Regions from separate parts of the Homo sapiens genome. Here all the other regions are linked to region 1. Evidence: chromatin contacts called from ENCODE Hi-C or POLR2A ChIA-PET data. All regions are on one chromosome and are shown on one strand. Each heading gives the region's core, a stretch centred on a gene start or an enhancer-like site at or near the end of the contact. The rest is flanking DNA. Distances are from core to core; before and after follow the strand shown. Region 1 holds the start of CCDC149 (coiled-coil domain containing 149). Region 2 overlaps DHX15 (DEAH-box helicase 15). Region 3 overlaps LOC124900681 (a long non-coding RNA gene).

Region 1 (4,401 bases), core at 1,183-3,682:
TCAGACATGGTCTCCTTCCTTGGGAAGCCTGCCATCTAGCAGAAGATACAGACAGATGAGCAATGATTAAAATAGCAAGTGTGGCCTAGCAAGGCTCAGACAAGCAAGGCTCAAGCAATGAGTCAGACAGACCAGGATTCAAATCCTGCCTCTTCCACTTACCAGATGTGAGGCTCTGTGCAAGTTCCTTAGCCTGTCTGAGCCACTGTTTCCTTATCTGTAAAATAAGAAAGAATTCCTACCTTATGTCATTGTGAATATGAGGCCATGTAAAATGCTTAATATGAAGGATGCACTCAAAAAATAGTCATTAGTTATTATTAAGGTGGGAAGTAAGTTAGACCCATTTTCACCTCCCCCATGGCCCCTGGCTACGTGCCCACCTCATGTTTGTGAAGTTAAGGAGGTATTACTCTGGAGAAACTCTGCTGGGATGGGCAGGAAAACTCCTGAAGGACCTACTTCAGGATTCACTGACTTATTCAACAAGCATTTTTCGAGCACCTGCTGCATACAGAGCTCTGTGTATAGGCCCTGGAATAAAGAACCAAACAAAGCACACGGCCTAGTGAGGAAGCCTATTGTTACAATAATGTGGTCAGGGCAAGGTGAAGGTTAAGCCCAGCCAACTGAGGGGCACCCCATGCCATTTAGCACTTGAAGCCTTTCCATCCTTTAGTTCACTCTCACTGTCTACGGTATGACCTTCCTCCCAGACTATATCATGAAACCCCCAGGAGTTCTTTGAGGGTAGGGGAGTTCTTTGTCTTATTCACCACTGAATCCCAAGCACCTCACAATGTACTGACTCCTAACAGGCACCTGATATGCAATTGTTGGAGTAGTGAAGATTCTGCTGCTATTTAAGGGCCTAACACTGGACTTCTAAGGAGAACTACCTCCAGCCTCCTTGACTACTAAGTATGATTCTTGATGGGACCAGAAACAAGGTCCCCAGAGGATCTGCCCCTTAACATAAAGCCTGACAGTTTGAGAAGATGGAGCCAGGCTGCAATACAATGGATCATAACACCAGACAGTTAGGAGAGCTTTCAACTACTAGACCAATGCTGAGCAAACTAAACTAGGGCAGGAGCTACCGCATGTCATTCCTCTTCAGAAACACAACGCTCTGCACACACTGGGCATGAAGCACTATTATCAGACTGACCTGGAGACCCAGAAAACGATGAAAGGAGTGAGGGAGTAGAGGGTTTCCCTTCCCATAACCCACAAGGAAAGGAAAAGAGCAAACCGATACACTCTGCATTGTGTGCACAGGATTAAAGAAAAGGAAGCCCCAAGTTGGCCTTGGCTGGAGCTTGGTTCTCAGAAGGGAGAAATTCCCCGGCATGGGTAAGTAACACCAGGAATTGCCCCCACAAATGGTGGCAAACCAGGGCAACTTACCTGGTTGCCTCCAGGTGAGAGGGAGAAATCCGCATTCCCTCTCACCTGGAGAGGCCGGCAGCTTCTCCCGGCAGGCCGGCAAACTCTTAGGGGGAACTGAAGAGCAAACAGCATAGGATCCTGAAAGTGGACCCCCAGGGTATGTTTATGACAAAAGAGTCGCAGGGCAGGGGGACACGGTGTTCTGTGCTTCCACAAATCGAATCACTTCTGCACCTGTGTTTCACTTTTTCGATAAATGCCCCTCCCCACCTTACACATGGTAGGCCTGCAGTAAACACGTGTTGATTGAATTGAGCAAGTGAATGAGTGAACGGCTGCAGCGGACCCCCGAACTCCCCCAACTCGAACCACCGCCGCAGGTAATTCCACCTGGCCCAGGTTCCACCCCAGGGCTCGGATTCTCCCCCATGGCACCACCTTCCCGTTTCAGTCCCAGGCGTCCAATTGTTTGGCTCCACAACAGTGGCGAGCGGGCAGGCAGGTGGGGCTTGGCACCTTCTGCTCCCGGATCCCAGGGCTTCAGCCTCCAATCCAGGGCCAACCCCTGCCTTGGGGGGAAGGCCCCTCCCCAAAGGCTGACACCAGATGGCGCGGAAGAAAGTGGCGCCCGCGCAGACCCGAAAGTGCAGGAGGAGCGGCGCACCTGGCGGGGTCGCGCGGGTGCGGCAGCCGCGGCCACTTGGAGTGCGCGCCCCCCTCTCGTCCCTCCCAGCTCGGCCTCTCTGGGGGCGCGGGCCCGGGGCTGGCGGCCGCTCGGCCCGGCCCATCCCGCCTGGCCGGCGCCGCGGCCTCACCTCGCTCACCAGCCCCTGCCAGTCGCTCTCAGTCCGGTCGCCGTTCATGGCCTCCTCCTCCATGCGCTGGCCGGCCTCCTGGACCCCCGCCGCCTCCTCCTCCTCGCGACGTCGCGTCGCCGCCGCCGCCCGGGCCCCGCGCGGCCCCGAGAGGGCCCGGCGCCTCCGAGCCGCTGCGCCGCCGCCTCTCGCGGCCGCCAGCGCTGTTGACTCCACGTCAGCCTCCGCCGGAGGGAAAGGGAGGAGGGGCGCGGCCGCCGGGGCCGCAGACACAGCCCGGGCCGCAGCCGAGCCCCGCCGGGCCCGCCCCGCGCCCTCAGCCCCGCGACCTCGGGCTCCGCGCCTCCTGCCCGGCCTCTAGGCAAGGGGAAGCCAGGGTCTCAGCCTACAGGTCACTCCGGACCCCTCAGCGCTCTCCGCGCGGGAGGCGGGCCCCACGGGCAGGCCTGTGTCCCCCGCAAGAAGCAAATCCCCAAATCCAGTCCTTCTCCGACCACCATCACGACTCCCACGCCTAGAATGCAAGCTCCCCGAGGGCAGGGGTTTCCTTGGTTCGCAGATGTGCCTTTGGCAAGATCCTGGCCCATAGGAGATGCTCTACATATATTTATTGGACGAATATTTGTTGAACGCAAGAATGAATGAACCACGTTTTATTATATACTTAGCATTGTTTTTTAAACTATTAGTGCTTGCTTATATATTTTTTAACGTATCATTTGTCATTAATAGAAAGCAAATGTAAAAATTGAAAATAAAGCATTATTCAATTCTAAATAGGGCCAAAAACTCTGAGGGAGATGGTTAGCATGGGTTGAGAGAGGTGTCAAAGACAAATTGGCACTGGTGGCATTCCATGGCTCATGCCTGTAATCCCAGCACCTTGGGAGGCTGAGGCAGGAGGATCCCTTGAGGACAGGAGTTCAAGAGCAGCCTCGGCCACAAAGTGACACACCCCCTCTTTACAAAAAATAAAATAATTAGCAAAAGGGGAAGGCATTGGCATTAAGCTGAGACTTCTCCTAAGAGGAAAGACTGAAAGAGAATGACAGAGGGAAGGTGAATCACACACATAAGTCAATCGTATTCAAGGTGCTGTTCCTGTGACACCTAAAATCCCCTCTTGGACCACTATCAATAGTGAGCCCTCTGTACTCGCAGAAACGCTGTGTGTGGAGATGAGCAAGTAGGTTGAGAAGTTGTGAACCCATTGTACAGTTGTGGAAGCATCATTACCAACATTTATTTATAATTTTTAGCCCCTGTTGATCCTGGATCAACCCTGTGAAATGGATGTTATCCTCATTTATTAGATGGGGAAACTGAGGCCTGAAACGTGGAGAAACAGGGACTCAACTAGGACTTCTGGCTCTAGCATCTTGGAAATCTAAGAATGAAGTATCACCTTGAAAGTTTGTTCTTGGCCTTGTTTTGCACATGATAGACTGTTTGCAAAATGGCAGCAATCATTCCCCTTCTTTGTCCCTTGCCCTGCCACTGTCTCTTTCACTCTGTGCTCAGTCATGTAACTTGCTTTGACCAAAGCAACGTTTGTACATGTGTTACCAGAAAAAAAAAAAAAAAAAAAGAAAAAAAAAGGCTTTTAAAGCAATTGTGCATTAGGATTTAACTCTTGCTTCTGCTCTTGGAAACCATGTAAATAAGCTCCGAATAGCTTGCTGGTTAAGGTAGGATTCCCAACCAACAGTCAACCATCACCAGATGTGTGAGTGAGGCCATTGCCTGCCGCCCCCTCCACGCCCCCCCACCCCCACCCGCACAGCTGATGACAAGCACATGAGTGAGCCCAGCTGAGACCAGCCGAAGAACCATCCAGCTGAGCCTTGCTCAACTAGCTGACTCACAGCATCACATACTAAATAAGTAGTTGTAGTTTAAGCCACTAAGTTTTAGGGCGATTTGCTAGGTATCAACAGGTAACTGAAATGGATGGTGACACAACTGATGAAGGGCCTGAATGGCTTGAACTCTCCCTGGCAGCCCTTCAAAAAGCAATAGTCCCTGGCATCATAATCTAAAGAAAATTTTACAACGGACTGGCTGGCCAGGAGCTAAGAAAAGGAACCAGTATACTAGTCAGCACATTGGTTTTCTGCCTGTTGTATACAACTGCAGCACTCATCCTGGGGAAGTTCAATAACATTGCACACCATGGTCCCTGTCCTAGGGGGCT
Region 2 (3,875 bases), core at 1,051-3,550, 360 kb before region 1:
TGTCACCAGGCTATGAACCCTTCTATAACACTTGTATCAACAAGGGATGAGTCTACATTCCAATGAATAGTATACACACACAACACAGCAAAAAGGGGAACATCATAGACTTTGGGGGACAAAAATGTCAGAAAATAGTTTTAGGCCCTTAATCAATACAGTAACAGGGGCCAAGGTACATGTGGTATGGAGGAAAGAAGTAATACACGAGGGTAAGTGACTACATTTCTAAGGAGCTGCCTGTCCTGTGTATAGTTATTTCCACTCTCCAGCATTATAAGTTACAATGGGTGTTTGTGATGAGACAAGGACATGGATCTGAGGGAGAAAGATTTGATCCTTAAGTAAAATAAGCCTCTGTACTTAATGAAGGGTACAGTGAGTAGCACAGTTACACATATATGTTATTAGATTATAAAAGAACTAGGTGGGTTACAAATTGAGAAGATTGGGCTTAAAAATGCATTACTATAAAGGGGGAGAAATAAAGTCTAAAATGAAAGCACAGCAAAGCAGAAACAAAACAAGAAGGTACTTACTAGTTCCTTCTTTTACAGGTGATTTCTTACAGTTGGTTATTGATCAGTATGTATTCCCCATTTTTATGCCCACATACACACATATATAGTTAAATGGAGAGAAGAAATTACTTCACCTTTAAATCTGATCTCTGTCTTACAACTTCCTTCAGAACACCCATTAGAATATCTGTAGCCAGTGTCCTCTCATGAGCCTCATCAAGAATTATTACACCATAACGCTCCAGGAGGGGATCATTCATAGCTTCACGAAGTAACATCCCATCAGTCATATACCTATATTCCAAAGAACATGTTGGTTAAAGGTTCCGTTAGGTCATTTTAAAACCAAACTTCGTGACAAAAATGAAATGCAAAGACATAAGGTAAATTAAAAATAAACTTCTGCCCCAAACAAATGTGCTACTGTTTCATGATCAATTGCAAAATTAAGTTTCAAGAAAATCTTTTAAGAGTATACAATGAAACAAGATATGCTTCATCAATTCTTGAAAAATGTAATACTGAAATGTACTGGGAAGACATGATATGACCAATTATGGAACATAATGATCACATGGTTTCACATGAATGCCAAGGCAAAATTCGTCATTTTCAATTTCTTAAACCTTTTAAAAACATACAAATATTCAACACGCAAAATCTAATAAACCATTTTAAGTTGCTTCATGTCACACCACTAAAATGTTACCACATGCAAATAAACATTTTTTGTTAAGCCTTAACAATTCCTTACTTAATAAGCTAACAACAGGCTCTTGGTTCAAAAGGGCTGAAAGCGTGAGTCCTCCCACCCCAAAGAAATAATCTTAAAGCACAAAAGGAATTCAATAATAAAAGAAGTGGGACTGAGGGGCAGCATCAACACTAAACAAATGCTGATACATAAATGGAAGATAAAAACAAATGACGTCAGATTGATCAATGAACCAAAAAGGGAAACCAGGCTTAGTTAGGGATGGCTCAAGTGAAGGCTGCTAATATGGACTCCAGTTATCACAAGACAGGCGCCACGTAAGAATGAAGGCAATGAGATCAAGGGTCAAGATTGTATAACTTTGCAGGGGTCAGCTATCTCCTGTCCATTCCACACTGGTTACTGATGTCACTATGAAAAACAACTATCTTCCTTTTGGCACCTGGACAAAACACAGGATGCCTTTAGATGCTTAAGTCACAGCTCATCCAGTTAGATAAAAACCCATTATTTTATTTACGGATTTAAAAGTGGTATTAAAAAATCTGAAGCCATCATTTATGAATTCACCATTTTGGCTCTTTTTATGATTAGTCTAACCTAATCTTTCATGGACCAACTGGATATTTTTAGCTCATGCCATCTGCTGGAGCATTAAGTTCAGCAAATTGATAGTGTACAACAAAAAGAAGTGAATTCTCTTTATTTCACCTAAACTTAATTCTAAATTTCATAAACTATTGGCAAACAAATCCATCTTAACTCATTTATATGCTTTATGCTTCTTGTCCTTGGTCATATTTTTAAAAATAAACTACCACATTCCTGGGAGGGACAAACAGCATTAGCTATAAGGTTATTTTATGTAAGACCAGGAAAGAAAAAACACTGCCAATTAAATTATGACTCAGTGCCTTAAAGACAGTAAAGCATAGTGCAAGAATCAGCAACACTATAGCCCTTAGCTGCTTTGAAATTTCTTTGATCTGAGGACGTTTGGTAATTTTTCCTGTCTTCCGATATATCACAGACACGAGAGAGGCAATACTCTTGTACATGATCTCAGTAGCAGAACATAACATACAGCTTCCTCTATTTGTGAGTTACCTCTCTTAGCTTCAATAGAGCGGTCTGTTGATTTGCAAGGCAAAAAAAAAAAAAAAGGATTGGTTACTCTTCCAACATTTGCTCAAATACTAGCATATTTACACCCTATTGCTCCATTTCCCAGCCTCTTGATACTCAGTGCTCATTTCAACATGGAATCATAGTGTAATATTTAATATTTCTGAAGGCATTTAAATTAGCAAATACTCTCAGTATATACAGACCCAACAATTCACATTATTTGAGGTGAAAATATGTACAGCTAGATCGAGTTCAAGCATTCACAGGCAATAATAACCAAACTGCCACCAACTACAAGACCTCAGTAGATTGTGAGACACATTGTAACTTCAGACAATAAAAACTTGAGAAAAAAGTCACAGAAATGATAAAATATGACTTTAAGTTGAAAACTTCTTAAAACTAGTTTTAAAAGTCACCTTCTTTATTTTGATCTTTTTTCTCCTCACATTCCTCAAGCTTTAATCAATCACAATATGGAGCAGAGCTAACCAACAGACATTCCTTTTTATTTTTCTAAGGGAAGAAATGTTACAGATGGCAGACTATAAATATTATAAATTAGATTAATGGAAATATTTTATTGTGCTTTATTAACTATGCATATTGCAAGTACTTAGTTAAATGGCCAAAACTTCTATCATCCAGACAATTCCCAATGGTTCCTCAATACTGATCATCACCCAGTGATCCCATTCCATGAGGTGCTGCACTTAATTACTTCTTGCATCACCAGTTAATATGGGATACTGCTGTTTGTACAATGAATAATTTCAAGAAAAATGAAATTTCAAAATTTCAAAGGTCTCAAGGATATAGTCAAATTTACTTCTTTTCCAGTGAAGAAAACGAAAAAAACCGTAGTCAACTTTTCCAGACTCTCAAAACCAGTTACTAAGACTAGGTATCACTGTACTGATTCCCAGTCCTAAGTCTCTCCTACATTAACACACTCTTCACAAAGTCCCAGATAAAGGAACCCATTGTACGTACAAATTTCATAGCAAAAAGCTATTCGAAAGATATGCCCAGGTCCTAACCTCTGGTACCTATCAACGTGACATTACTCAGAAATAGGGTCTTTGCAGAAGTAATTAAGTTATAAATTTCAGACAAGATCGCCCTGAATTTAAGAGTGGGCCCTAAATCCAATGACCAGTATCCTTACAAAATGTAAAGAGAGGGAGATTTGAACACAAAAGGAAAGCCACGTGAAGATGAAGGCAGAGACTGTGGTTACAAAGCTACAAGCCAAGGAATGCTAAGGACTGTTAGCCACCACCAAAAGCTAGGAGAGAATCATGAAAGACTATTGCCACTTAGAGCCTCCAGTTGGAACTAACCTGCCAACATACTGTTTTTGAACTTCTGACCTTCAGAATTGTGAGAGAATGAATTTGTCAATTTTAAGCCACTAAAAAAAAAAAAAAAAAAAAAGAAACAGTACTTGACGATTTGCTATACTGTTAAATGTATGAAACCCTTTGCTTAACAACAAAAAACTAACTTGA
Region 3 (4,263 bases), core at 455-2,954, 430 kb before region 1:
TGAATGACTGCTCAGCTCTGCAGATGCAAGAGGCCAAATTCTTGTAGATGTGAATAAAAAATGATCATTTTGGCTAAAACTGCAGATGGGAAGCAGATGTAATGTACAGAGGAAGTCGATTTCATTCCATCTCTTTCCTTTATTAAGTCTGTTAATTTGTCTTATTTAAAAAAGCATTCTGAATGCAAACACGTGTTAACTTGAGGCAAAGTGAAAACCAATATCATTCCTGCCTTCAAGAAGTTTACAGTCTCAACAAGTGTTTGGTCTATTAGGATTTGGGGTTGCCACTATTACTTTGAAACTGTTTAAAAGTTTACATCTCATCGAAATCATAATTACCCTGGGGAAAGATTAAAATTAAGAAATTGTGAGACACGGAAATGTCAGGAGGGCAAAAGGAATGTATAACAGAAGAGGAAGTTACCTTTTGTGGAAAACACGTGATGCCAAGGCCAGGGAGGAGGGTGCAACAGTTAATGCAAAAAGAAACTGAGGCAGGGCCGGGCGCAGTGGCTCACGCCTGTAATCCCAGCACTTTGGGAGGCCGAGGCAGGCGGACCACTTGAGGTCAGGAGTTTGAGACCAGCCTGACCAACGTGGTAAAACCCTGTCTCTACTAAAAATACAAAAATTAGCCATGGTGGTGCACACTTGCAATCCCAGCTACCTGGGAGGCTAAGGAGGGAGGATCGCTTAGATCCAGAAGGTGGAGGTTGCAGTGAGCTGAGATGCCACTGCACTCCAGCCTGAGAGACAGAGTGAGACACTGTCTCAAAAAAAAAAAAAAAATCAAGAAAAGAAACTGAAGAAGAAATGAACCTCAAAACAGCTACAGCAGTAATAATAACAAATAACTTAGTGAATGCTTCTAACGTGCCAGGCATGATATACAGCACATAACAATCTCTTTTGCTTTGGGCTTCCTTGAGAAAAGGATTGGAGTGCAAGTTGTTTATTTGGGAGGTAACCCTAGGAAACACAGGTAAGGAAGTAGGAGAAATGAGAGAAAGAAGTGGAGGAGGCTGTAAGGAGTGCAACTCTGGGTAAGAAGAGTTTAGTTCTGCTTGGGACCCTCTGGGAGGCAGTGTGGAATGCACAGTCTAGACTGACCCTCCTGGAAGTGTGAGGGGCTGGGGTATTTGCTGATCTTCCAGCTCCTCAGTGGAAGGCTACTCCTAGGTGTTGGTCACTCCCGGGCACATCCCACCTGTGGCCAGCACAGGCAAAGTGGGGTCTAGCAGCCAGAGTAAGTCCTCGGGCAACGGGGTGCTGCTGCTGATGGAATCTGGGAAATTCATGGAAATGGTCATGCGTGGAAATGGTCAGGGTTGTGCGGATCTGAGTTGGGACCAACAGCATCTGCGACACAAACATTAACTCATTTAATTTTACCAAAACCTTATGAAGTGGGAACGATTACATTTCCAGTTTCTCCCAGGAGAACACAGTCTGAGAGTGAGGAGTGGCATCTGTTGTTTTTACCCAGCTAGTGTCGGTTCCCTCTTCTGGGAACAGCCCCCTGCTCTTCCTTTGAGAAACATTCCCTTCCCCGTCTCAGTGATCTGACCTCACTTTCTCACTCCAGGGATGTGCAGGGGACCCCAGGTGACCGGATGAGAGCTCTGCCTCTCCAGAGCCATAGAGATTTTCACCAGAGCCATAGAGAGGCGTGCTCTCTCTGCTGGGAGAGCAAGGCTGGGAGAATGTGTAAGCCTGGCGCTCTTCCAGGCCATTTGACTCCCACCGGAATGAACCCAGCTGCTTAAGAATGAAGCCAGCTCAGAAGGAAAGAGAGCCTGAGAGGAAGCACTGCAGATTCCTGACTTAGATCCTTTGAGTAACTGGATCCAGCCCAACCTGAAGCTAGACACCTCCCTGGACTTTCTAAGTGTGTAAGCCAATAAACGTCTCCTCATTATAAGCCAGTCTGAGGCTGATTTATAGAAGTTAAGCATTTTGGCCAAGATCGCACATCTAACAAGTGTGGAGTAATATTCAGATCCATACAACCCTAATTCCATATGTGCTAGGGTTCTTAACCACCATGCTGTACAGTGGCAAATAGCATCTATGGCTGGACAGAGCTCAGAGCCACATCCTTTCATTGCCTGGCCCTCACTGGGAGTCTCTTCCCTTCCAGAAGCAGCTGCCAATTTGTTTAACAGAGTAATTGATCAGGGTACATCTTGATTTTCTTTGTTTGTTTGTTTTTGACTCTCATGGAGGCAAACATCTCAGCTGTATTTGAATTGTTTGTTGCATCAAATCATTAAATGTCTGGACATGTCTCGATCACTTGGTGAAAGGCTGGAGTGGAGGTGAGAGAAAGTGTAAAAAGAAAATAGGGAATTAAGGCCAGGCACGGTGGCTCACGCCTGTAATCTCAGCCCTTTGGGAGGCTGAGGCAGGTGGATCACTTGAGGTCAGGAGTTCGAGACCAGCCTGGTCAACGTGGTAAAACCCCATCTCTACTAAAAATACCAAAAAAAAAAAAAAAAATTAGCCAGGCATGGTGGTGGGTGCCTGTAATCCCAGCTACTCAGGAGGTTGAGGCAAGAGAATCGCTTGAACTTGGGAGGTGGAGGTTGCAGTGAGCCCAGATTGTGCCACTGCACTCCAACCTGGGTGACAGAACAAGATTCTATCAAAAAAAAAAAAGAGAAGAAGAGGAAGAAAAAGAAGAAGAAGAAGAAGAAGAAGGAGAAGAAGGAGAAGAAGGAGAAGGAGGAGAAGGAGAAGAAGGAGAAGAAGGAGAAGGAGAAGGAAGAAGAAGGAAGAAGGAAGAAGGGGAAGGGAAGGGAATGGAAGGGAAGGGAAGGGAAGGGAAGGGAAGGGAAGGGAAGGGAAGGGAAGGGACGGGAAGGGAAAGGAAAGGAAAGGAAGGGAGAAAATAGGGAATTAAGACCTTCAACTCTTGCCCTTTTTCTGATGACCCAATCAGGAGATATTTCTGGACAACCTCTGTATTAGTCAGGACTCAGTTGCAAGTGACAAAAACCCAACTTCACTGGCTAAAACAAAACAAAAAAATTTTTAAGAACTTTAATGGTTTTCCTGACTGAACAGCCCAGGAGTAGGGGTGTTTTCAGGCAAGGCTGGTCTATGCAAATCTCAAACAGTGTCAACAACCCAATTTCTTGGCTTTGCTTGCCTTTGGGTTGACTTCATTTTCCATTCCACATGGAGCCTCCAACATAACTGGCTCACCTCTTCCTTTGTATCAGTGGTCCTAACAGAAAGAGAGTAGACAGATGAGATAGATGTGCATCTCTCTCTCTCTCTCTCCCTCCCTCCCTCCCTCCCTCCCTCTCTCTCTCTCAACAGTCCAGTCAAAAATCCTTAGATCCTAAAACATTGGCTCTGATTGGGTCATGTTCCCATCTTTACATTAATTATGGTAATCAGTGGGATGCAATGCTCTGTGATTGGCCAGGCTTGAGTCTCATGCCCATCCTTGGCTCTAGAAGTCCATAACACCAAAGCAAATAAACAGACTGAAGAAGACGTAGCTTCCCAGAGGAAAATTCGAGGACAGTCTGTGTATCTGGTACTTTTGGGAGAATGATGATTGGATGTCAAGCAGGCAAAAATGGCAGTCATCCACATTGCACCTACTATGTTCTCTGCACTGTGGCTAACATGATAGAGGGTACGTGACCACTTTTTTGTCTTTAAGGAGCAGACGCTATGTTCAGAAAAAAGGTGTCACTACCTGTAGAACAACAAATAAAATATATAATAATAAATGAAGTTCACTGATGAGCATATCACAGGTTGTTATTTGCAGGCAACAGAATTCACTTCAGATACTTTAGGCAGAAAGTCTTAGGTAACTCATATAATTTCCAGGAGGGTTAGAGAATTGGGTTTGGATGCTACAAATAGGAACAAAGCTGCCAGGAAAAAAAGCTATATGACAATAGACTGGACACCAGAAACTCTACCACCCACAGTCTTGGAAGAACAGGAAGCTTGGTAACCTCATTTGCCAGAACATCTGATCTCCCTGTACTTAGCAGTTGCCATACATTGTGCACTTCTGCCTGTAAGACTGGAGAAGGTGTGTTTGCCTGGAGGCACCTTGGTCACATGGGTGACCTGCAAAAGGTTCTGGGAAATGTTGCTTTTGGCTCTCTGGCCTCTATGAACCACAGAGTTAGTAGGAGAATGTTGCAATGGAAACCGAATGAGTTAATTTACGATATCTGCCACAGAGCAGGTGACAGGAGTTCAGGGGAGAGAAGAATAAAAAGGCCAAGA

Evidence for each region. Hi-C counts contacts between places; a loop is a spot of excess contacts on that map. ChIA-PET counts read pairs that join two places held with the same protein, here RNA polymerase II (POLR2A). Pooled maps may share reads with other maps.
Region 2: a loop to region 1 is called in a map of endothelial cell of umbilical vein, with 2.8 times the contacts of the local background. The contact joins the enhancer-like site here to the promoter of CCDC149 in region 1. A Hi-C loop is called at or near these places in 1 of 168 maps with a recorded cell type or tissue (endothelial cell of umbilical vein). POLR2A ChIA-PET finds 5 or more read pairs at or near these places in 2 of 52 experiments (PC-3 and PC-9).
Region 3: a map of PC-3 shows a loop between it and region 1 (4-fold over the local background). The contact joins the enhancer-like site here to the promoter of CCDC149 in region 1. A Hi-C loop is called at or near these places in 16 of 168 maps with a recorded cell type or tissue (Calu3, IMR-90, PC-3 and 11 more), 1 of 37 single-sample maps with no recorded cell type and 24 of 50 pooled maps. POLR2A ChIA-PET finds 5 or more read pairs at or near these places in 2 of 52 experiments (MCF 10A and WTC11).

What each region holds. Positions count from the first base shown.
Region 1 is chr4:24,910,610-24,915,010 of GRCh38, forward strand. CCDC149 (coiled-coil domain containing 149) reads right to left here and starts at 2,433. Exons shown (of 13, transcript NM_001395273.1): 1 at 2,208-2,433. The coding sequence starts at 2,255.
Region 2 is chr4:24,555,596-24,559,470 of GRCh38, forward strand. DHX15 (DEAH-box helicase 15) reads right to left here. Exons shown (of 14, transcript NM_001358.3): 4 at 656-815. Among named protein-coding and RNA genes, the nearest start is that of DHX15, 27 kb to the right of the region's middle. Within about 2 kb of position 2,301, at least 2 of the 41 ENCODE cell types and tissues checked have a DNase peak (open chromatin) inside an H3K27ac peak, as active enhancers do; they include PC-9, where a contact is called at or near this core.
Region 3 is chr4:24,476,412-24,480,674 of GRCh38, forward strand. It overlaps LOC124900681 (a long non-coding RNA gene), which reads left to right. Exons shown (of 2, transcript XR_007058077.1): 2 at 1,589-1,924. Among named protein-coding and RNA genes, the nearest start is that of MIR573, 42 kb to the right of the region's middle. Within about 2 kb of position 1,705, at least 2 of the 41 ENCODE cell types and tissues checked have a DNase peak (open chromatin) inside an H3K27ac peak, as active enhancers do.